Linked DNA regions of Mus musculus: regions 1 and 3 are each linked to region 2. The links are chromatin loops, found by intact Hi-C in ENCODE. Cell type or tissue: heart. All regions are shown on one strand. Region 1 holds the start of Hikeshi (heat shock protein nuclear import factor). Region 2 holds the start of Crebzf (CREB/ATF bZIP transcription factor). Region 3 overlaps Picalm (phosphatidylinositol binding clathrin assembly protein).

Evidence for each region. Hi-C counts contacts between places; a loop is a spot of excess contacts. Peaks named below come from ENCODE experiments on the same cell type or tissue, not always from the same donor. Only the 100,000 strongest peaks of a DNase experiment are listed, where the experiment ranks them.
Region 1: a loop joins it to region 2, with 13 times the contacts of the local background. A loop is called at or near these places in 2 of 42 quality-filtered maps.
Region 3: a loop joins it to region 2, with 2.2 times the contacts of the local background. A loop is called at or near these places in 3 of 42 quality-filtered maps.

Annotation. Positions count from the first base shown.
Region 1 is chr7:89,938,076-89,946,075 of GRCm38, forward strand. It overlaps Hikeshi (heat shock protein nuclear import factor), which reads right to left and starts at 3,129. Exons shown (of 5, transcript NM_026304.3): 1 at 2,894-3,129. The coding sequence starts at 2,923. In heart, a CTCF peak has its summit at 3,258; a DNase peak (open chromatin) is centred at 3,136; H3K4me3 peaks cover 2,386 bases; H3K27ac peaks cover 1,625 bases.
Region 2 is chr7:90,440,246-90,448,245 of GRCm38, forward strand. It overlaps Crebzf (CREB/ATF bZIP transcription factor), which reads left to right and starts at 2,536. Exons shown (of 1, transcript NM_145151.3): 1 at 2,536-7,798. The coding sequence starts at 2,770. The coding sequence ends at 3,846. In heart, a CTCF peak has its summit at 3,391; DNase peaks (open chromatin) are centred at 2,516, 2,996 and 3,316; H3K4me3 peaks cover 3,611 bases; H3K27ac peaks cover 2,738 bases.
Region 3 is chr7:90,136,248-90,144,247 of GRCm38, forward strand. The region is part of intron 1 of Picalm (phosphatidylinositol binding clathrin assembly protein); the gene reads left to right. Among named protein-coding and RNA genes, the nearest start is that of Picalm, 10 kb to the left of the region's middle. In heart, a CTCF peak has its summit at 4,013; no DNase peak of the experiment used is centred here.

The sequences.
Region 1 (8,000 bases), 500 kb before region 2:
AGCAATTCTGAGAGAACTCAGGTAAACAAGCTGTCTACATTTTAGCTTATATGTTTGCTTGGTTTTTTTATTCTAGGTTTCTGTATTTCTTTAAACTGTAATTGCTATTCATCAAAACAACAACTCTACATCACTACAATTACTCTGAAGACTAAACATTTAATTAGTTGATTTCTATTTTGACTCAGGGTTTCTCTAGGTAGCTTTGACTGTCCTAGCTAGAACTCTCTGTGGACCAGGCCTGGCGCTGCCTCCTGAATGACCTTCAACTCCTACTTCTCTGCCTCTCTTCACAGGTGTCAGATTTACAGGTACAAGTAACTGACTTGACTAGGACTGGGTGTTTAAGGTCAAGTTCTGATTCCCTTTTAGGAAATTTACTGACCCAACTTAAAATTTTCCACCATAAAAAAAAAAAAGCAAAAATATAATCCAAAATTTCCTATAGTGCTAAATTCAATTTCGCCAAGTTTTAGCACCTATATTTCTTGGAAGGTGTGAGAAGCTATAGTATTCACAGACATGGAAATAACCATAAGGCAAAATAAGTATTTGTTTCAACTTTTATTGCACAGGCAAGAGACATTCTGTAAATGTGTACCACATTCCAATCCCCTTTAAAAGACAGGATCTTATGCAGGTAGCCCAAGTTGGCCTTGAGTGATCTACATAGTCAATCAAGACCAACCTCAAATTCCTGTCTCCACCTCCCAAGTACTAGAATTACAGCTGTGTGTCACCATATCCAACTACACAGTCTAATCCTTGACTTTAATTAAACAAAAAATGGGGGTAGGAGAATCTTTCCTTTCTTTGAGTTCTTTTTCCTTAAGAAGAAAACAAAAAAACCTAGGGCTAGTTAAGAGCACCGACTGCTCTTCCAAAGGTCCTGGGTTCAATTCCCAGCAACTACATGGTGGCTTACAAACCATCTGTAATGGAATCTGATGCCCTCTTTTGGTGTGTCTGAAGACAGCTACAGTGTACTTAAATATATCAAATAAATAAATGTTATAAAAAAAACCTAAGGTTGTGGTGACGAAGGCTTTTAATCCTCCAGCACTGGGGAGGCAGAGGTAGACAGATCTGAGTTTGAGGCTAGCCCGTTCTATAGAGCAAACTTCCAGGACACCTGGAACTACACAGAGAAATCCTGTCTTATAGAAATAAAAGGAAAAAGAAAAGACTCAAAGAATGAAAATTAGGTTTGTAAGTTTCAATAGGTGGTTTTTCTAGCAAAAGAATGGAGTTAAGTTCTGAGATGCTAGTAGTTCTATTTGTCCTTCATTTTCATTTATGTCTAATGATATACAATTCCAAGCCCCCAAAAAAATCTTGTCTTAAAGAAATATCCACTGGATATTTATCATATAAATTTAATGTTGGGCAAATAAAGCATATAGCCGGAAATTCCCTTCCAGATTAGCTCACAACATAACACAGACTCTACATAGGGTTTCATTGGTTTGTTTCGTTCTGTGGTAATGGGGTTTGAGGCCACATTTTGGGCTTACAATAATTCTGAGCTGGCTGTGCTGGCACACACCTTTAACCCAGCACTTGGATCTCTGAGTTCAAGGCCATCCTGGTCTGCAGAGTCCTAGGACAGCCAGCCAGGCGTACAGAGAGAAGGACCGGTCTCAAAAAAGACAGGAAAAAAGTGTTTTAACTACTGAACTACCCCACCACTGTTTTAGAGCCAGGGTCTAGCCTTGCAACTGTGGGTCTCCTCCCTCAGCCTTCTGAAGAGCTGGAAATACAGGTGTAAGACACGAAGCTGGGCTTTATTAATGGCAGACATCTGAGGAACACGTTCTTCTCAAATTGTTTCTTTCATCTTCCAAACCCCAGAGCTCCTACTGGGACATTCCAAAAGCTATTGACCAGGGTTAGCACTACCTCACCTCCACAGGAGCCTCCCATTCACTGCAGACAGAAGTCCATGGTTTCTTGGAACCACGTGTTTTTCTTAAGAGCAGCGTGTATAGAATACATTATCAAAAGCTGGTGAAAACGGAGGCGTGGAGCTCTCGCTTACCACACGTGAGGCACAATTTAACAAAGAGGTTGCAGTATTTAACAAAACAAGGAGAAACAAAACAAGAATAGCTCTAAAGAGAAAGGAGTCACGTCTCAAGACGGATACATCGCTGGTTTCTAAAGAGCAAACAAGATTCACTCTGGTTACTCCTCAACCACTCCCGCACTCATTTCATTTCATTTCATTCTAAGGCTCTGGCTAAGCAAGGGCATCTCTCTGACCAAAAAGAAAGCATTGTACTCGAATCCTTTAGTTATCACAGGTACGGCTCACACCTAAATTTCAGTCATTTCTATTAAGCAACTTGCAATTATTGTATTTTAAACTGGGTCGGTAAACTTCTGAAAGGGGGGGGGGGGCCTTCCAAAGACACCAAAAAGGAAAAACAAAACAAAACACCTTCATTGTCCGGAAAATTGAATTTTTCCGAAAACCACTTAGCTTTAGATTACAAATCTCAGCTTTACTTCTAAGTAGCATTATCAATTTACAAGAGTAATTACTACACTATCTACTGAGTGTACGTTCCTGAACAGCAAAGAGAGAAAGACTAGCTCACGAGTTACCACGGTTACGGCGAAATGCCGTACAGAAGGCTGAAATTAACAAGTAACTACAGCACTCAACCCAGCAGGTGGAACAAAATCCGCACTCAACAAAATGCAGTCACATCCTGACAGCCTCGCAAACACAGCTAAGAGTGGGGCCAGCGTCCCATTGCCCGTCCGTCGCACACGCCCAGGAAAAAAAGCACAATGACCAGGTTTCCCCGCGTTCCAAGCGCCGTGCACCGTGCCACCACCCAGCTCTCAGTCACCGACCCCTTCCTGCCACCGCCCGGGCCATCCTCACCAGCCTCCCCGCCACCAGGCAGCCAAACATGGCAGCGCCCTCGGCGCCTCTGCTAGGCCAGCGGGCACCTCAGGCCGGACACCAGGAATTCCGCAGCCACTGTCCTAATTGAACTCAAGAACCTTCCAGAATTTGCAGGAAGGAACGTGACCCTCCACTACATAACAACACAGGAACGCATCTGGGCCGGCGACCTCTGACCCTTCCTTCCTAACTTGCACGCCTCTCCGGAACGAGTACTTCCGGGTCATTACACCCATTTCCTCCTTCTAAGGTAGTAAGGAGGAGCTGGTATCGCGCTAAGACTACAAATCCCATAGTGCAGTGCGCCAGCCTCCCAGAGGGCGAGCCGGGAGAATTTGAAAGTTACTACTGATAGTACATGATTTCCGTGCCTGTGTGAGTCAAAGTTTCTAAAGGTGGTGCTGGGAGAAGACCTTTCTGGCGGTTGTGTAACATTTTAGGAGTAACAATACGCCTTTGCCAGAATCGTTTCACCCAGCCTCTCCTTTCAAAAGCTTAATGGGATAAATATTATCTCCGTTTTATACGGAGGGCAATTGGTTCGGCATAACCTGCCCGGAAGCTTGAAAAATTGATTTTTGGAGCGTAAATTCAAGTTGCAACCAACTTACTGCATTCTTCCTGACAAACATTATATCAAAAATGTTAATATATTTTTATCTCATTTTTATGGCAGTGTCTTATTACCTAGCCCAGGTAGACCTCGAACTTGTGCACTCCTTTCTCAGCCTCCAATTGCTGGAATTATAGGCGTGGACCACTAAAGCTATAGAGGTCCAGAAGTCCTTTTCCCCACTAAATACTAGTTTTAACACGTAGTTGTGTTCTTGCTTATATTTCTTGTAGTGCTTCACTTGTGCTTCCTCCCCGCCCCAACTAATGTGCTGTACAACTGTAGGCAAGCTATATAACAGCTTCATCAGTCAATCATCTGCAAACTGAGACAAATAGACCTATTGGGTTGCTGGAAGGATTAAATGATGAATTAATTGATAACTGCCACTAAGAATAGGGTCTGGTGCTGCTTAGGGAGTTTTGTTGTAAAAATGCCTTTTAAAAAAAATAATAATCTAAGTTTTCTCACTTTGGGGAGTTGTTTTCCAAGACAGGGTTTCTCGATGTAGCCTGAGCTGTTCTGGAACTCACTCTAGACCAGACTGGCATCAAACTCAGATCTGCTTCCCTCTACCTGCTAAATGCTACAATTAAAAGTATCTGATACTAGCTGGGCGTGGTGGCGCACACCTTTAATCCCACACATGGGAGGCAGAGGCAGGCAGATTTCTGAGTTCGAGGCCAGCCTGGTCTACAAAGTGAGTTCCAGGACAGCCAAGGCTACACGGAGAAACCCTGTCTCAAAAAGCCAAAAAATAAAAAAGTGTGTGACACTGCTGCTCATCTTTTGGGATTGGTGTTTGTTTGTTTGTTTTTATTCATTTATTTGTCTCTCTGTTTGTTTGTTTTTTAAATAGACAAGGTTTTGCATAATTTAGACTAGCCTGGACCGTGCTGTGTAGTCGAGGATAATACTGGATTCCTGATCCTTCTCCTCCACCTCCCGAGGGCTGGCATTACACACACACACAGCCCCATAACTGACTGACTTGTCCTTTGAGTTCTGGATGCATTTCCAGAAAAGGCTCATTGGAAACACAAAACATTATCTAAAGGAAGTAGCACCAAGGATCGACCGCCACCGCCACCGCACTCATTCTCCCTTTTTCAGCTTTAATCCCTGTGCCTTTTGCATGAGGAAAGAACACAGTCTTTTCGAAGCTTGATCTATCTGAGCATGGACCACCAGCCATAACAGGTCTCTCTTCCCCAGTGCAAACAGTGCAAGTCTTCTTCTTTTTTTTTTTTTTTGGTTTTTCGAGACAGGGTTTCTCTGTGTAGCCCTGGCTGTCCTGGAACTCACTCTGTAGACCAGGCTGGCCTCGAAATCCGCCTGCCTCTGCCTCCTGAACTTAGACTAGAAAGGATGTACGTAGTAAGACCACTGGCCGTCAGATTGCTTCTGTTCACTTCAGGCATTTACCAGCTGCATGATACACTGGCTAACCTAACATTCTCTTGTCTCTTTTTCACCATTTTTTTTTTTTTGGTTTTTTTTTTTTTTTTTTTTTTTTTTCGAGACAGGGTTTCTCTGTGTAGCCCTGGCTGTCCTGGAGCTCACTTTGTAGATCAGGCTGGCCTCGAACTCAGAAATCCGCCTGCCTCTGCCTCCCAAGTGCTGGGATTAAAGGCGTGCGCCACCATGCCCGGCTTTCACCATTTTTAAAATGGAATATTATCAGGATTTACCTAATAGGGTCGCTTTGATGGTTCTTACCTGTGAAATACTAAATAGTGGGTAGACTCCCGCTCAGTGTCAGTGATTCACTTTGCAGGGTTTCCTGTATAACTTCCCACCTTGGGTTCTGTGCATGTTCTGACTTTAGGAGCAACTCATACTATTCAACTTATATGTTCTTAGGCAACGTTTTCATTTGTCTGTGATGTGCATTTGATTGTTGCTCCTTTCCTTATAAGACAATCTTATTAGTAGCTTGAGAGCTGGCTAGCTTAGAAACTTTGTAATGATCTCTAGCTGTTTATTAATTAATTAACTTAGTCTTAGTCTTTATTATATAGGACTTGCTTTTTTTTTTTTTTACCATTTTCTGGTAGATAATTTTAGTTCTAGATTGGACAGAGAATTAGAGACAATAATTTAGTAACCTTTCTCCACATTAGATATCTGTAGAGTTAGGTCTGATTCTTCCTCCTAGCCCCGTGCTCCCAGAAATAAGACTCAGACTTTGACTAGATCATAATGTAAAATAGCCCGTTTATTCTAATCTATATTTCTTACCCGCGTTCACGCGACCGGCCAGGAAGAACGCAACAAACCGGAATCTTCTACGGCAAAACTTTATTGCTTACATCTTCAGGAGCAAGAGTGCAAGAGAGCAAGAGCGCAAGAGCTTTATTGCTTACATCTTCAGGAGCAAGAAGCAAGAGCCAGAGCAAGAGAGCAAAAAGGCGAAACCCTGTCCCTTTTTCAGGAGAATTATCCTCCGCCTAGGACGTGTCACTCCCTGATTGGCTGCAGCCCATCGGCCGAGTTGTCGTCACGGGGAAGGCAGAGCACATGGGGTGGAGAACTACCCTTGGCACATGCGCAGATTATTTGTTTACCACTTAGAACACAGGATGTCAGCGCCATCTTGTAACGGCGAATGTGAGGGCGGCTTCCTACATATATTCTGCTACATGGCTGAGTACCTTTGCTCAAGCACCATGTGTCTGTACTCCTCACAGCTTCCCCGGCTAATCTCCCACACCTAGCTCTATCCCAGAATCCTTTCTGCCTCCCCGGTATTCCTCCTGCTATTCTACCCTTTCTTATAGGCCATAGGTTTTTAATTGACAGCTGATACATACATACATACATACAACAAGATATTCTCTCTACAATTCCCCCCTTTTAGTCTAATAAAAGGTTCCTTTTCTTCCAAATATAAATTGAATACAATTATAACAATTATGAAAACTGTAAGGTATGATATATATTTAAAATGTCCAGTCTATGTATAGTATTTGGCAGTTAGGGAACTTTTTCTATTATCTATCATATCTTGGTGTATTCAAAGTTTTTGTACCTAACTCAACTTGTATTACCAACTTAAAAACAGCTTTTTAGACTAACACATCTTCTTAAATTCTAAATAACTCAAGCTTAATTTTCAGACTTTAACTATCAAGTTTTCAAGCTCATCAGAGACCTGAGAAGGAATAAATTATACCTGAGTATACAGAAAGTGTAGGCAAGCAGCCTTCAAGCCTAAGAATTGACAGACAGTATATGTGGCAGTATATATGGCAGCCATATTTATGAAGCAGGAATTATGAAGAACTTGCTTGCAATACCTTGTATTGCCAGAGTCCAGCAGTCAACTTCCTGTATCCATTTGTCCTTTCTGGACAGCATGTTTTCTGTAATTGAGACATGGTCATTTTCTTTGCCCAGTGGCCAGCTTGCCTCAATTGAAGCACCTCCATATGGAGGTTATTGATGTTCATCATCTTCTTCCAAATTAAATGGGATGCTGCCAGGAGCTGACATGTCTCATAGTCAAAAAGATCTTTAATTAAGAAAGCATCTTTAAATGCCATATTCTGTTGACCTCTGAGGTTTTTGAAGACTATTATCTGTAGTATATCTGAATTGTCAAACATTGTGTGTTCTTTGCTATTTATTATCTATTAACTTGTATTTCTTAATCATCCCTAATAGTTCCTAACTTGCATTTTTTATTATTCCTAACAGTTTTAAATAGAAGCATTCAAAAGGACTAGAACTTTATATTACATCTTTAAGAATTATATAAATACAATACCTCAAATGTTGAAAACATACATATTATATGTATCAAAATTAACCTTAAATTTGTATCAATATACAATAACCTATATCACTATATCAAAATAACTTTATTTCTCTATCAATATACAAAGTTCTGTATGAATATAATAAAATATAAACTCAACTTTGCATCAAAATTCAAAGATCTCTACCAATGTTAAGATTATGACTATAGGACTGGTGAGATGGCTCAGCGGTTAAGAGCGCCAACTGCTCTTCCAAAGGTCCTGAGTTCAAATCCCAGCAACCACATGGTGGCTCACAACTATCCTTAAGGAAATCTGATGCCCTCTTCTGGAGTGTCTGAAAACAGCTACATATAATATATATTATGATTATGAATATATGAATATATATATGATTATGACTATAAAATGTTTTTTTGATTTAAGAGTAGATTCAAAGCCAGGCGTGGTGGAGCATGTATTTAATCTCAGCACTTGGGAGGCAGAGGCAGGCGGATTTCTGAGTTCAAGGCCAGCCTGGTCTAGAGAGTAAGTTCCAGGACAGCCAGGGCTACACAGAGAAACCCTGTCTCGAAAAACCAAAATAAAATAAAATAAAATAAGAGTAGATTCAATAATCTACCCCTTTTGTCTAATATTCTTATAATATTTTTATATCCTCCCTTTTTTTCAACCCCTTTCCCTTACCTAATAAAGAAAGAAGAATAGA
Region 2 (8,000 bases):
TGTAGGAGGCACGGAAATCCTTGTGCTCACAGATAAGCATTAGAGGAACCAGAAATATTAAACACACATTGTTGTCTCTTCAAAGAGACACCACCCAGAAAGCTGGGAGCAAAAATAGCCTGGTAACATTTACTCTGTGTGGCAGAGACTACAACTGATCCTCCTCTAGACCCTTATTTTGAGCTTATTTTTTTCTGTCAATCTATAAAATCCATGTGGTGGTTTGAATGTGCTTGGATCAGGGATTGGTAATATTAGGAGATGTGGCATTGGTAGAGTAGGGGTAGCCTTGTTGGAAGAGGCCTGTTGAAAGAAAATGAGATTTTGTATCTTGTGATTCATGTAAAAGAGTTGTCTATGAGCCCACTGCCTGGGGCCAAGAACAAAGCAGAACAGACAGGGCTGTTGTTAAGACATTCCTAAGAACAGCTTGATTGTACAAGCAGGGCTATCTTGTCTGGGCCAACACCACCTGGCCGGAACCTCCCCTCTGTCTACTGCCCCTTGATGCCTGGTAAAGTCATACATCAACTGACTGCTATGTGAACAAAGATAAGCCCCCAGCCCACAGGAACAAGGTCCTGATGCCCTTTTGCTGACATGTAATCTTTCTGTTAATGTTTGAATAAGCCAATAGTGTGTCACTATGCTGAATTCCACACCCCTAAGCCCCTTACCCCATAAAAACCCCTAGCTTTCAAGCCTCGTGGCCGACATCTGTTATCTCCTGTGTGAGATACATGTCGGTCCAGAGCTCCGTAATTAAACGTCCTCATGTATTTACATCAAGATGATGGTCCTTCGTGATTTTTTGGGTGCACACCGAATCGGGAATTGGGTGGGGGTTTCCCCACTAGGTCTAACACTGTCAGTGTCAGAGTGGGCTTTGAGACACTCCAGCCTGCCTGGGGAACTCGGAGTTCCTTCCATAGAGGAAATGGACCCTGCCTGGATTCTGCTCTGCTTCTGTGATGATAATGGACTGAACCTCTGAAAGTGTAAGCCAGCCCCAGTTAAATGTTGTCCTTATAAGAGTTGCCTTGGAGCTGGGCGGTGGTGGTGCATGCCTTTAATCCCAGCACTCAGGAGGCAGAGACAGGCCAGCCTGGTCTACAAAGTGAGTTTCAGGACAGCCAGGGCTATACAGAGAAACCTTGTCTTGAAAAACAAAACAAAACAAAACAAAACAAAACAAAACAAAACAAAACAAAACAAGAGTTGCCTTGGTCATGCTGTCCCTTCACAGCAATGGAAACCCTAATTAAGACATTTGTCTTTATGGAAGATGTCATGCATACTTTTACACAGAGTTTCATGGTGGTCAGGTCATATTGCTGCATACTCTCGATTATCAGCAGGAAACTCTTCCACCAAACTGTGCTTTGCTTAAAAATGCCTAAAATTGGGCTGGTGAGATGGCTCAGTGGGTAAGAGCACCCAACTGCTCTTCCGAAGGTCAGGAGTTCAAATCCCAGCAACCACATGGTGGCTCACAACCATCCGTAATGAGATCTGACTCCCTCTTCTGGAGTGTCTGAGGACAGCTACAGTGTACTTACATATAATAAATAATAAATAAATCTAAAAAAATAAAATAAAATAAAATGATTTAAAAAAAATGCCTAAAATTAAGAACTCTGGGATCATACTCTTGAAGTTTGAATCAACACTGGCTACTCAGTGTGTTAAACTGAATTACATTACTTTGTTTGTCCTGGTGGTTGCAGAAGCCCCCCCCCCCCCCCCCCCCCCCCCCCCCCCCCCCCCCCCCCCCCGCACTATTGGCCCAATGTGTAGTGAGGCTTAAAAGAATTCGTTACATCAGTGCTATGTGCATGAACTCATTGAATAAAAAGTGAAGTGTTTTGTTCAAGACTTGGTCTTTTCAAAAAGCTGGTATTTTAAAAACGGAAAAAGCCTAAGTAACTACCATGACTTGACAAAAGAAAAAAAAAGCAGAAAACAAACAGCAAAACAAGAGACCAGTAAACAAACCAACCACCCACTCTTGGCAAAGGAGCTAATTCTGCAAGTGACCCTTATTGCAAAAACAAATGATAAATAAAAATGATGTAATAATGACAATAATAGCAGTAATAGTATTATGAAAGATCATTTTCTGAGACTAAGGACCTCTGAATGTCGCCTGGGGAGTTAGTGTCAGTACGTGACTGCGTTCCCCAGAATTTGGTAACACTTCTGATTTAAAGTCTTTTGTTTTAACGGGGACTATTTCCTTATGCGTGCTGTTTTTTGCTTGCAGTTTAGAGAGAAACAGCAAAAATAAAAGCGTTCACAAAAACAGTTTTTTTTTAATATAGCTACGTCAAATATGTCTAGATGTCATATTGGATCGAGGAGAGTGGTACCGGGTAGTACCGATGAGTGGGGGGGGGGTGGAAACTAGGTTTTATTGTGTTTTGCCTGCTGCTCCTATGACATCACCGCAAAGCCGAAGTTACTGCACCTCGAAAGCACTCGGAATCTCGCGATACTCTGGCTGGAGCGAAGCGCGTTTTTGTGGGCGGGGTGGGCAGAGAGTAACTTCCGGCCAGGCCGCTGTCTGGGTGGCGCGGCCGAGTCCTCCCCCGGGCCTCGCCGCTTCGCGCTTCCACTGCCTTCCCCCCGCCTCGTGCGGGGGGTTGGGCGGCCGCCGGAGGCCACTCGGACCTTGCCCCGCGCCTGCGGTCGGCCCGGCGCCGTGGCTCTGCGCGCTGGGGGCCCGGGGTCGGAGTGGCTGCGGCCTACCCGGGCCCGCCGCTCAGCCCCATGAGGCACAGCCTGACCAAGCTGCTGGCAGCCTCGGGCCGCGACTTCCCGAGCCGCCGCGACAGCCGGGAGCCGCCCGCCACGCGCGCGCCGCCCCGGGAGCCGAGCGGGGCAGCCGCGGGGGCGGAGACCCCGAGGCCCGGATCGCCTGACCGCGAGCAACCTCACGGGGACGGGGACGGGGGCGAGCCGGAGGCCCGGAGCGGGAGCCGCGGCAGCGTGGCCGTGCGCGCGCCCGCGCCCTCGCCCCTGAAGATGGAGGAGGAGGAGGAGGACGCGATCGCCATGGTCCCCAAGGAAGAGCCGGAGGACATGGACTTTCTCTCCGGGCTGGAGCTGGCCGATCTGCTGGACCCTCGGCAACCGGACTGGCACCTGGAGCCCGGGCTCAGCTCGCCCGGGCCCCTGTCCTCGTCCGGCGGAGGCTCGGAGAGCGGCGGCCTGTTGAGGGGGGACGACGACGACGACACCGCGGCCGCCGAGATGCAGCGCTTCTCCGACTTGCTGCAGAGGCTGTTGAACGGCATCGGAGGCTGCAGCAGCGGCGGTGACCGCGGCGGCGGGGAGAAGAGGCGGAGAAAGTCCCCGGGAGCAGGAGGCGGTGGCGCCAACGACGGCAACCAGGCGGCGACCAAGAGTCCCCGGAAGGCGGCGGCGGCCGCTGCCCGTCTTAATCGGCTCAAGAAGAAGGAGTACGTGATGGGGCTGGAGAGTCGGGTCCGGGGACTGGCAGCCGAGAACCAGGAGCTGCGGGCCGAGAATCGGGAGCTGGGCAAGCGCGTGCAAGCACTGCAGGAGGAGAGTCGCTACCTACGGGCCGTCCTGGCCAACGAGACCGGACTAGCTCGCCTGCTGAGCCGACTGAGCGGCGTGGGACTGCGGCTGACCACCTCCCTCTTCAGAGACTCGCCCGCCGGCGACCACGACTACGCCCTGCCGGTGGGGAAGCAGCCGCCGGAGCCGCGGGAAGAGGACGACGCGGCGGGAGGAGTGTGTCTCCATGTGGACAAGGATAAGGTGTCGGTGGAGTTCTGCTCGGCGTGCGCTCGGAAGGCGTCGTCGTCTCTTAAAATGTAGGGTCAAGTAATCTGCTCTTTATCCGCGTTTACCCCTTTCTCCTCCCTTACACCATGTCAAACACCTTAGTGGGACATCGTCACCGGACGCATTTCAGAGGCGGAAAAAAAAGTAATATTAAATCTTTTAAGTGTTTAGCTAAAAGCATGAATGTGACACTGTAACCAACTCCTAATGATAACCTGTGACTATTAAATCTCTCTGACAGTTTCTTTTTTAGGTGATTTCCTTCCTGCCAGGCTCCGTTGTAGGGGTTACAGAGCAGTCGTTCCCGCCTCACAACCTGGTAAGGATCCATCTCTTCCCGTAACGCTCATGCTCGGCTGCTTAGGCTACTTTAATGGGCAGACATCTCAATGTGTGTGTGTGTGTGATATCTTTTTCTGTTTGTTTTTCTTTTTGAAAGGTGGTGGGAGGGGAATCTTAATTTGGGCCTTGTCCACCCTGGAAACAGACTTGTGCTGGTCATTAATGTACTTAAGTTGCTTCTGGTTGAAATAGCTGTTAAATGTGTCCCCTTGTTCAGAGTTGCGTGTACCTAGCTCTTCTGTCCCCAGTGTGGACATGGCCTTGGATGACATCGGTTCCAACTGTACACAGAAACCTGCTAATAGAGATACAGTTTGGAGACAGTCAAACAGGTGAAGTTGAATGGAAGTTCCGAGTTGTACAAGGTGCAAATTGGAATTCCAATTGTAGAGCAACTTTTCAGAGGTTGACAATAAGTATTGAGGCATGCGCAAATGTGGTATTTTTCTGGAGATGACAAGTCTCCTAAAATACTTAATGAATGCCTTATAGTTTTCAGTAGAAAATGCAGAAATACAGTCTATTTAAAGACCCTAATAGTTCACCACTTGAGAAGTTGGAAATTAACATACCCATCAGATTTCTGTGTTTTAATTAGAAGACGATAAATGAAATGTTTCTTTGAGGACCAGCACAGTAATTACTAATCAATGAGTATGAAGAAATTGTTGAAAGTATTTATTTTTGTTGTATTAAAATTTAGGCTAAATTTCTGTATGATTAGATATTGAAGGTTGTGAAATGTGAATGAAAACATGTAAAGTGAGGCTTCACAAAGAATCTTTTCTCCATATTTCTAAAACTTTTGTCCTATTTAAAAATACTTGTTTAAATTAATGAAATGATCGATACTGTTTTTCCAAAGACGGAAAAGTCTTTCCTTAAAATACTGTTTTTTTGTCCACTTGTCTTAAGTGTGTGTTCTGATGCTCTGAAATGCAAGAGACATTAAATTCTTTGTGAAACATCACTGTTTGATAAAGGATATACGTATTTAGCATCCTTGTTTTTCTTTGTGCTAAAGTGGATACAGCTGTTGGGGCAGAAGAGACGGGACCAGCTGCTGGCCACATTTCCTGCTTTATTTTAAAAGGTAGTATAAGAAATAAGGAAACAGAGGTAATATCAGGGCTTCTGCTGTCTTTTATTTTTAAAATGTTCATAATTAAGTATTTTCCAGCAGTCCAAAGATGTAAGTTATCCTACACGTAAGATGTTTTATTTTGTTACTTGGTTATGGAAATGGAATCTTGTTCTTGCACAACTGTAAATGTTTTGTTGCTAGATAATATGATTTTGAGACCTAAATTAGTCTCTGGTTTTTCAGTCTATCACATTTTGTAAAAATCTCTACTGCACTTGAGCATGAATGGGTAGTAGCCAAACTCACAACTTGGAGTGACGGACCTGCTTCTACAAGGGTAGGATACAAGCCCCACAATGCAGCTGCATGGATTTCAGTGCCTATGAATTATATATATATATATATACATAGATATAGAAACCAAAAGTAGTTGGAAATTTATTTGAAATGACTAATTTGTGCTCTTTCTGAAGTATGTTAAATGTAGCTTTTGAAACAGAAGCCTTGAATTGAAATTTAATACTTGAACATTTTTGTATATATTTCTTTGTATATAATTTTGTGCAGAACCAATGACAAACATATGGTGTCATAATAAAATCAGGTTTGTTGATCTTTCAGTTATGGGCTCAAAGAATTTATTCATCTCTAACATGATATTGGAAAGTAATGGATGAAAATAGGAAAAATGGTTGTTAATATAGACTTAATCGAAAGGTTCTGGAAGTAGTAAGTTTGTTTTCCTAAAAACTATACCATTTCTGTGGAATATTTTCTTAACCTCAGTGCTTTTCCTGCATTTGAAGTGTGGGCTTGGGGAAAATTAGTTTCTGAATTGGGATGTTTTGAAATTCCAAGTACAGAGTCTTAGGCTGTCATTTCATAAATGGCAGTTTGGAGAATTAGGAATTCTCAACAGTGGAAGATCAGAGTGTCCTGTTTTTAAAGCTGCTTTCTTAGGTTCCTTATGTCTTATTAACTGTGTTTTTGTTTCCATTTCATTGTTTTTTTCTAGTTTTGGTGACAGTGATTTTTGTCATTTTTTTTGCATCAACTCATGGTCTTGTTTTTACATGGTAACTGCATGTATGTAGGATCTATCAGGGGCTTTAAATAAATTTTGCTCATATTTATGTGTAAGCACATTTTACTGTAAATGTTTGGGTTTAATTTACAGCAGTTGTTTATTTCAGTGTGTAGTAAACAGTATCTAGAGTGTTCTGTTCACTACTTGTTAATTAAAAAAGTTATGATTAATATAAAACTGTTGTCTTACTATTTTTAGAAAACTTTTGTGAATAATTAGTATTTTGATAGAGAGTTCTGAAATACAAAATAGATTGCTTTGAAAATTTCAGGTTTGGGTGTATTTACTGTGATGTTGAGAACAATTTAGTATTTGGGGAACTGTTTCAGGTTTTATTCTTGATTTGTACCTGTGTAAAAATGATAGAAAACCTTAAAATGTAGCTTTTAAATACCTGTCTTCCTATGGTAGTTAATATTCATACATTAATTGACTAACACATATTGGCATAGTATTTCTATCATAGTAGCTTAAGTTTTTGTCCTTTTTTTAACCATACTTAAAAGTATGTTTGTTAAAAAATGTAGTCACACCTCTGATATATCCAACAAAGTATTCAAAATATTTTAAATATCTGTACATTTCATACTCGCTAAATTAATCTCTTTCTCTTCTCTTTAAACAGCTTAGCAGTATCTGCAAAAACGAATCTTTTCCTACAACCTGTTAACTGACTGGACTGATGGTAACAGTAATTGTGGGAGCCATGTCGGTCAAAAATTTGGCATCTGCTGAAAGACATGAATGCCATTTCCAAGGTCCCAAATTACTTCTATACTGATTACACTTTCCAGAAATGGAGATATGAAAAGATTCTCTGGAATGCTTGAAAGACTTAATAGAAACCCATGAGACTAAGTTAATTTTGGAACAAAATTACACCTCTTTTTTTTCATTCATGGCAATTAACACTAAATTTATCGTATACTTTAAAAAATGGTAACCATTGGAGAAGAGAATTCTAGAGTTTCATCAAGAAACATTAGGTTTTACACAATCAAGGACACTTTGTGGAATTAGACTTAGTGGGTTAGAATGACACAAGTGAGCTAGCAGTGATCACAAACCTCATGAGTTTGTATTCTGGGATGGAAAGAGCTGCTTTGGAAGACAGACACGTTGCTGAGTAGAATAAAGTCCTTAACTAAAAGATTAGTGTCTTAAAATAGATGCATTGATTGTGTGTTTTGAAAAGGTGATTCTGATAACGTGTGGGTGCTAATTCAGGGCATCATGAGCGTGTGAGCAATCCTGGGGTTTGGTATCTTCAGTGTTCTTAGTACTTGGTCTTTTTGAATGTGTTGAGGTTTCTGATGAATGATATAGTTTCTGTTGTTCTATGTTAAAATTTCTGTGGTATTCTGTAAGGATCTTTATATTCTGGATGATAAGGGCTAATTCCATAAGTAAACACTTAGAACCCATTCATTTATCATCTGGAATATGCTAATGCACCTTCCTTCTGGTCTAGATTGAGTTATTTTATGTTTTGGTTCACTTAGGAAATAGATAGAAGAGGGAGATGGTAGGAAGCAGTTAATTTACTCAAAATTCATTCAGGTTGCTCTTTTCCTTGTATTGGTCTGTATGCTCAGTGCCCGTAAAGGGAATTTCTACAGGCTTTAAAGTGATTGATGCTCTTATAGTACAGACCTTGACTACAACTCTTGACAG
Region 3 (8,000 bases), 300 kb before region 2:
CTTGACAGTGTCTTCCAGAAAGCAGAAAACTTTAGTTTCAATGTAGTCTAGAGCAGCAGTTCTCACCTGTGGGTTGTGACCCCTTTAGGGGTTTGAATGATTTTCCCATAGGGGTCACATATCAGATATCCAGTATATCAGATATTTACATTATAATTAGTAACAGTATCAAAATTACAGTTATGAAGTAGTAATGAAGTAATTTATGGTTGGAGGTTACCACACCATGAGGAACTGTATTAAAGGGTTGTATGCAGCTTTAGAAAGGTTGGGAACCATTGGTCTAGACCATCACTCCTTGGATTATTCCTTTAGTGTTGTTTCTAAAATGTAATCACCAAACCCAAAGTCATTTGGATTACTCCCCATATTGTCTTCCCAAAACCTTGTTTTGTATTTTCCATCTGGTTTTGTAATAGTTTTGTGCATATTTCTGTGAAAGGTGTAAGGCCTGTGTCATTCAGTGGGCTCCTTTACATAGGTATGTTCACCTTTTCTCATTGCATAGACCTGGGCTCCTTTGTTAGCACCGATTCTTCAGGTATGAGCCAAGGACACCTGTGAATATCTATAACCTTCAGCAGGTTTGTGAGGTCAAAATTGAGTATCCATATTTTAAGGTACAACTTCCCTTCCCTATTCTGAGTTTCCCAGAAGCTTTGTGCTGTGTGATTATTGCAACAGGTTGAGTGTATTAGCAAACCATAAGAGCTTGACTCTTGTGGCTGGTGAGATCACTCAGCAGGTGAGAGCACTGACTGCTCTTCGGAAGGTCCTGAGTTCAAATCCCAGCAACCACATGGTGGCTCACAACCACCTGTAATGAGATCTGACGCCCTCTTCTGGTGTGTTTGAAGGCAGCTACAGTGTACTTATGTAGAATAATAAATCTTTGGGCTGGAGCAAGCAGGAACTGAGTGAGCGGAGTCAACTGGAGCGAGCAGAGGTCCTAAAAATTCAATTCCCAGCAACCACATGAAGGCTCTCAACCTTGAAGCTACAGTATACTCACATACAACCTGTACACAGCTACAGTGTACTTATACATAAAAGAAATACATAAATTTTTAAAGAAAAAAAAAAAAGAACTTGACCCTCTGTCAAAGACTTACAGAAACCAGTCTCTTCTGGTGCTGTTCTTCTAGATTTTAAATATAATTTTCATAAAACCTGTTAATACAATGAGTAGAGTTTGTTGTTTCTAAATGAATAAATTTAAAACTCAGTTTTAAGTTCTGACAGTAAATACTGACAGAAATCTCATAAAAAAATGTTGTTTAGAGTCCCAGTTTTTATGAGTTAAAGTACCAAGACTAAAAGACATACTTCTGGGAAGGCTATTAGGGAGGAGTAAAGGTTATTTCAGGAGGAACTTGATGTGCAAAAGATTTTTTAAAAAGATTTGTTATTTTTATTTATGTATGTCTGGGTCTGAATATAAATGCAGTGCCACAGAGGCCAGAGGCTTTGATTTCCTATTGAAGTCATGGTAATTGTAAGATGTCTGGAACTCTTACTGCTCTGAAAGAGCAATAAGCACTTTCTTTTTTTCTTTTAATTTTTTTTAATTAGGTATTTTCTTCATTTACGTTTCCAGTGCTATCTCAAAAGTCCCCCATACCCTCCCACCCCATACCCTCCCACCCCACTCCCACTTCTTGGCCCTGGTGTTCCCCTATACTGAGGCATATAAAGTCTGCAAGACCATTGGGCCTCTCTTTCCAGTGATGGCCGACTAGGCCATCTTCTGATACATATGCAGCTAGAGACACGAGCTCTGGGGTATTGGTTAGTTCATAATGTTGTTGCCCCTACAGGGTTGCAGATCCTTTCAGCTCCTTGGGTACTTTCTCTAGCTCCTCCAGTGGGGGCCCTGTGATCCATCCAATAGCTAACTAGCACTTTCTTTTTTAAAAACTATTTTACCACATATATTTTTTTTGTGGAATCTAAGCTCAGAATCTCATGTAAATGTTTCACCAAGTAAGCACTCTTAATCACTGAGCCAGCCATCTCTCCAACACATTTACTACCATTTATAAAACTTATGTTAGGGCAGACATAATTGTGTGGTTTATTTGAAAAGTTTTCTTTGTAGACTAGGGATTTCTGTTTCATTTTTGTGTCTTGGCTTTTTTGTATCCCTTCAGTAACATACTCAGCAGCTCTCTGAGTGTTCAGTAAATAGCGAGTGAGCATATATTTTCCTTTATAGATCAGACTAAATCATGAAAAGTCTGAGGAAACAGCAGAGAGATCTGTTTCAACACTCTGAGAGCGTTTCCTTATGACAGTTTACTTGTAGTAAAGTCAATTGTAGTTCTCTGATGGAACATCATTAAGACACTGTAACATCCTGCTGTGGGTTTCTTTGACCTCAGAAGCCCTTAAGAGAATTGTTTTAGTTTAGTTGTTGGTTGATGATGACAGAGTAACACTGTAGTTAGGAAAACTTTGATTATGACCGTTCAGTTTGAAGGCGGTATTAAAATGCATATCTTGAAGGCTGTTCTTGAAAGTAGAAGTGCAATTCTAACTATAAATAAAGTAGGACCTGATGTTTGAGTCTCTTCAAGGAGGTACTGATCACATTGGCCTCCAAGGTAACAACTATGTGGCAATGTCTCATCTATCTGCCTACCTATTAATTTATTTGATATAACAAAGGAGAAATAAACAGTTGTCAGATAGAAATGAAATAATTGTTTTAGAGTGAAATTTGAGGTAAGGATTAGGAGAGGTAGTGATGTTAGTAAAAATATCACTCTATCTGTAACCTTAAGTGTTTGCCAGGGATTGATGAAAAGTTTTCTCTGAAATCTGGGAATTCTAATCTTAGAAATGTGCTAGAAACTGTAGCAACAACTTATTACTTGAAAGAGTTGTAGGGGCCAAATATTCCTCAAGAATAGTTCTTCCAAGGAGTAGGTGAAGAAGAGAGGCATGTTTTGCAGTTGACTTTCCTTTCTACAGATCGCAGGTTTGCTTTGCAGGCGTCTTCACAGGATATGGTCAGTTGTTCTATTTTAGTGTATACTTGTATTGATTATGGATCTTACGTGACTATAATGGCAGTGTGTGTGTGTGTGTGTGTGTGTGGGTGGGTGGGTGGGTGGGTGGGTGGGAGAGAGAGAGAGAGAGAGAGAGAGAGAGAGAGAAAGATGGGGTGGGGAGAGAGGAATTAGATATAGTACTTCAAATAGTAGGGAATGTTTATATAGAGTATTGATAAAATTTTGATATACTTCAGGTATTTATTTAAAAAAATTTCATTTACTCATTAAGTAATTTAAAGTTATGTTTATATATAAATAGTTCTAAGGTGGCATGAAGGGGATTGTGAAGCAGTATGCTTCCCCCCAACCCCCACACCGTATGTATATATTTATGTTTCAGATATTGTATTTACGCATTTTAAGTTGAGAGAGAATTTTGTAACGGTTAAATTGAGACACAGTTCACATTGCCTACTGCTTACTGTTTCAAAGTGTTCAGTGGTGTGTGCTGTGTATTCATGATATGTAGGTGCCCATCACTATTATCTAGCTCTACAACATTTTCCATTCCCCTACTAAAAAAAATGTTAATAGTCATTCCAAGTTTCTTCAGCCCTCCCACAGCCAGGAATCTGTGTGTCTGCTCTAGGCATTTCATGTTAGTCACATCATAGTGTATGATCGCTTTGAAGGCTCATCCGTGCTATAGTAGTGACAGATTAAGAGAATCTAAAGAAGGTTGAAGGTCTTTTCTTTTCTTTTTTTTTTTTTTAAACTACCTTTTGTGCTCAACATAAAGTCCAGTTATACTACCTCAGTGTAATATGGAAATAGAATTTTTTTATGTTAACCTATAGTACTGGTTATAGTTTTTTGATGGATGAATGGAAATTATTTGTCTCAAGCATTCTATTCTCTCAGTTGGATGGATCACTTGATCAGTATGTTTTTAGATTGAGTTATGTTTTTTTTTAATTGCCTGGAGGTAAAACATCAATAAATAATGGTTTTGGTCATACAGAAATGTCTTGTACTGCCCTCTAATGATAACTTTTCATATCAAGGTTTGTTTTTGTTTTTTAGTAGTTCTTGTAATTATATGTATGGAAAGGATCCCCGTGTATCTTCTTTAAACATGTGAAATGTTTAAAATGCAGCATGGGACAAATAAGCAATAAAAGATGCTGACTGGGTCAAGTCAGGGTGAGGGTTTCCCTGAAGTAATAGTCAGTAGTGCTTTCGGATCTTACGAAATGAAGAGAGAGATTGCTAAAAGTAATAGTGTTTGCTCTGTTAATGATTTGTTTAAACAGTTTCTTTTCAGACTCAAGTACATTTTTTTTTCTTTTTTTTTTTCCATTTTTTATTAGGTATTTAGCTCATTTACATTTCCAATGCTATACCAAAAGTCCCCCATACCCACCCACCCCCACTCCCCTTAAGTACATTTTTATTCTGCTTTGAGAGTAAAGGAATGATGGAAACAGGGAAATAAATATTTGGATTTAGTTCATGGAAAACTAGGGCAGTTTGACACAAAAGTATTTATTCCAGAGTCTGCCTTTTGCTGGTGTATTTGATTTTAAACAGTTTGTCAGTAAAGTCCTTCAGCTTTCCTGCTTTCTAGGATTATGGGCTTATCTAGTTGTTAAAAATGGATTCTAGATAGTCACTGGTTTTAAATTTTTGGTTCTTTCCAATAGTTTGTATCTTGTGGTAGGATATAAGACTTTATTTACTAAATGCTTGTGTGCTGTGATATAAAGTATTAGTAAAAACATTTAAAGTGTAAAAGTACTAGAAGAACTGAAGGCTAGACCCTCAATATGCTGCTGTGAGTGGTGGTGGGAGTCTTCTGACTGCCTCAGCTGTATCCTTCCTCTCCTGATCTCCATGCTGGCTTAGAAGGCAGACTTGTGGGTTCATCCTTGAATGAGAGTATTTTTCCTGAAGAAGGGTCAGATGACAAAATGAGACTTATTTAGTGGCATTTTAATGAAAGTTTCTAGAAACGTTGATACTGAAAGAAAAAAGTTTTCTTTTGTGCACCGTTTTACTGTATCCTAGGCTGACCTGGAACCCAGCAGTCTTTCTCACCTCTTGGGATTACAGGTGTGAACTACTGCGCCTACCTTTGAGTTAATATTGAGCAGGACTTATGCCAGTCTTGAATAGAATGGGGGTGATCAAGGTTTAGGAAAGAGCATAGCAATGTGACTTTTTCCTTACCTTAAAAGGACCACGAGTGCTAAACAGTCAAGTAATTGAGGTACATGCATATAATTTGTGTGTGAAATTTCAAAGTAAGAGGTAGGAATTAAATCTAAAGGAGGTTGGTGACACACAGAGGAGGGGACCAGAACTTAAAGGATATATAGTGATTTTGCAGAAGGATAGAAAGTTCTTTTTAAACTAGCATATGCAGTGACATGAAGGTAAGAAAGAGCTTTATAGTGCTGGGGGAGGGTGGTAACTTACCTGGTACAAAGTCCTGGGTTTGGAGAAGTTGCTAGATGAGGCTGGATAGGAGCCCTTAAAGGTCTTGTTACTTTGGTAGGCTTTGTCTTCAACCTTCACTTCACAGACCTTCATCTTAGAGCGCCTCTCCCTTTACTGTTATTAGATGCCAGTGCCATGAAGCCAGGGAATGCTTTTGGGGGGCCTCTAAATTTATGAATGGATATAAACTCAATAGATGATAGTAAATTTTAAAGATTTTAGGAGGTTTTCTTTGATTTGATTTAACTATTTAGATACATTTGTAAACGGTCAGTCATTCTTAATGTTTTAAGAGCTGAGTCTAACAAATGAGGCTTATAGTTTGGTAGGAGTTAATAAACTTCTTAGTAATTATATATTGACTGTCTACTATTTATATGCCCAGGTTACTCTGTGGAGATTATTGGCAAATCTAGAAGTGAAATTGCTGACTGGGTCCTTAATATAGTAAGGAAAATGACATATACACATAATAGTATTACCAGGCAATCAAAGATAGATACTAATTCAGTGATACTTAGAATCAGAGGGGAGGCATTGCTTTTAATAGGTGAGGCAACTGGGCCTTCAGTGATGAGTAATGAGGAACAATAGGAATTCCGTGCAGCAGAAAAGAAGGTATAGACATGTAGGTAGGAAAACTGCAGCAGTGTTTATGTTAACAGGTGCTTTGTTGAGAAGTGGGATTCTAAGGGTCAAAATATAGCTGAAGTCATTGACTTAAGGCCAGATTGTGGAAGGAGTTGAATTTTAACAACACACTTTTCGTCAGAGGTTATTGCTCAGGAGTTTTGGTCAGATTGCACTGTTGTTGGAGCTACTGTGTCTTCTCTTTTGCCAGTCTGAAGATGGGAGCAGAAGGCTTTGCTTGCTTTGAAAGCTAAATGTTATCTTCTACTTTTGCTTACTACAAGTGTAAGCTACTAGATTGTGACCTCGAGCCTTCGTTTTTTGTTTCTTTGAGACAGAACTATGTAGCTGAAGTTGGCCTGCTAATTTTTATATTTAGCCCAGTCTGGCCTCAGACTCCTGAATATTGGAATTATAGGTGGCTCCTCTAAGCTAGACTATTTCGTTTTTAGACAGAGTTTTTCACTGTTTGCCCAAGCGGGTCTCAAATTTGGGATTTCCCCTTCCTCAGCCTTCCAACTGGTAGAATAACTATCACAACTCTGGGCCAGACTTTTAAATTTTGAGTAGTTCCAATGTCTGTATTTATATAGTATTATTTTATTACATTATTGTACTATAAACTATCATTTAAATTTTTATGTTACTTTATTACTATAGATTATTATTAATAATACAGTGATAAGTACTCAGGTTTGAGGGGTATTTGTCTTTCAGGTGAATGGGATCATTGAAGAAGAACAACAAAAGGCTTAATATCTATCTAATTTTGACCTAAATGTAGATCCCTCCCTTTCTTCCTTCTGGTTTGGTTTTTTTTTTTTTTTTTTTTTTTTTTTTTGACTAGGTTTTAGTATGTAGCCCACATACCTGTTTCCTGAGTGCTGAGTTTAAAGGCATGTACCACTATGTCAAGCTAAAAGTTTGTTAAAAGTTTAAGAAAACTTCAATATTACACAGAGTTGGATGAAATTAATTTAGTTAGGATACAGTGTACACAGAGTTGGAGAATAACTTAGATTTGGGTTGTTATTTCTTGTGTTTTGCATTGACATGTAGTAGCATATTTATAAAAACCTCTAAAAAATCTGTTTAATAATCTTGTTCTGGTTTATAAAGGTGGCACATGCCTTTAATCCCAGCGCCCAGGAGGCAGAGGCAGTCAGATTTTTAGGAGTTCAAGGCCATCCTGGTCTAGAGGTCCAGGACATTGACAGCTATATAGTTAGACCTTGTCTCAACTCCTCACTCTTAAAAAAGGAAAGAATATGTGGACATTTATCCATTTAATTTGCTTATCTTGCAGTGCTGGGGTTTGAACCCAGAGCCTCATTGCATACTAGGCAAGCATTCCTACTTCCATGATATATCCCTAGCCTTAACTTTTTTATTTTTGGTCAGAGTACATTTACTTTCAGATGATAATAAAGAACCTTGCCTGGGAGTCTGGAGAAACCCCTTATCTAGCTCACAGAAAACTTTCAGAGACTGGGGAATAGAGGACTTCCCAACAAATAATGATTTCTATAAGTATGTAAAGTTCTATTTGGGAATAGCAACTTCAAGAGGGAACTCACCTTGTGGAGTATTGGTGCTAGCCTTCTCTCTGCATGACCTTAGAAAATCAGCTTGCTTGTTTTCTAAATTGCCTTTTTCTCTGCTATTCTGTGATGCTAAATTTGTGCTCCTTTAGCTTTTCGTTATTGGCTTTGGCAATTACCATCATAACCTTTGAAAACTACAGTCAAGAAACTGTTTGTCTACTTAGCTCTTCCTTTATTTCCCACAAGTTTTCAGTCCCATGTACTAATATATTATTACTTAAAAAAACAATGAGAGCTTGTATGTCATGCAGCTGTTGACATTCTTTTATGT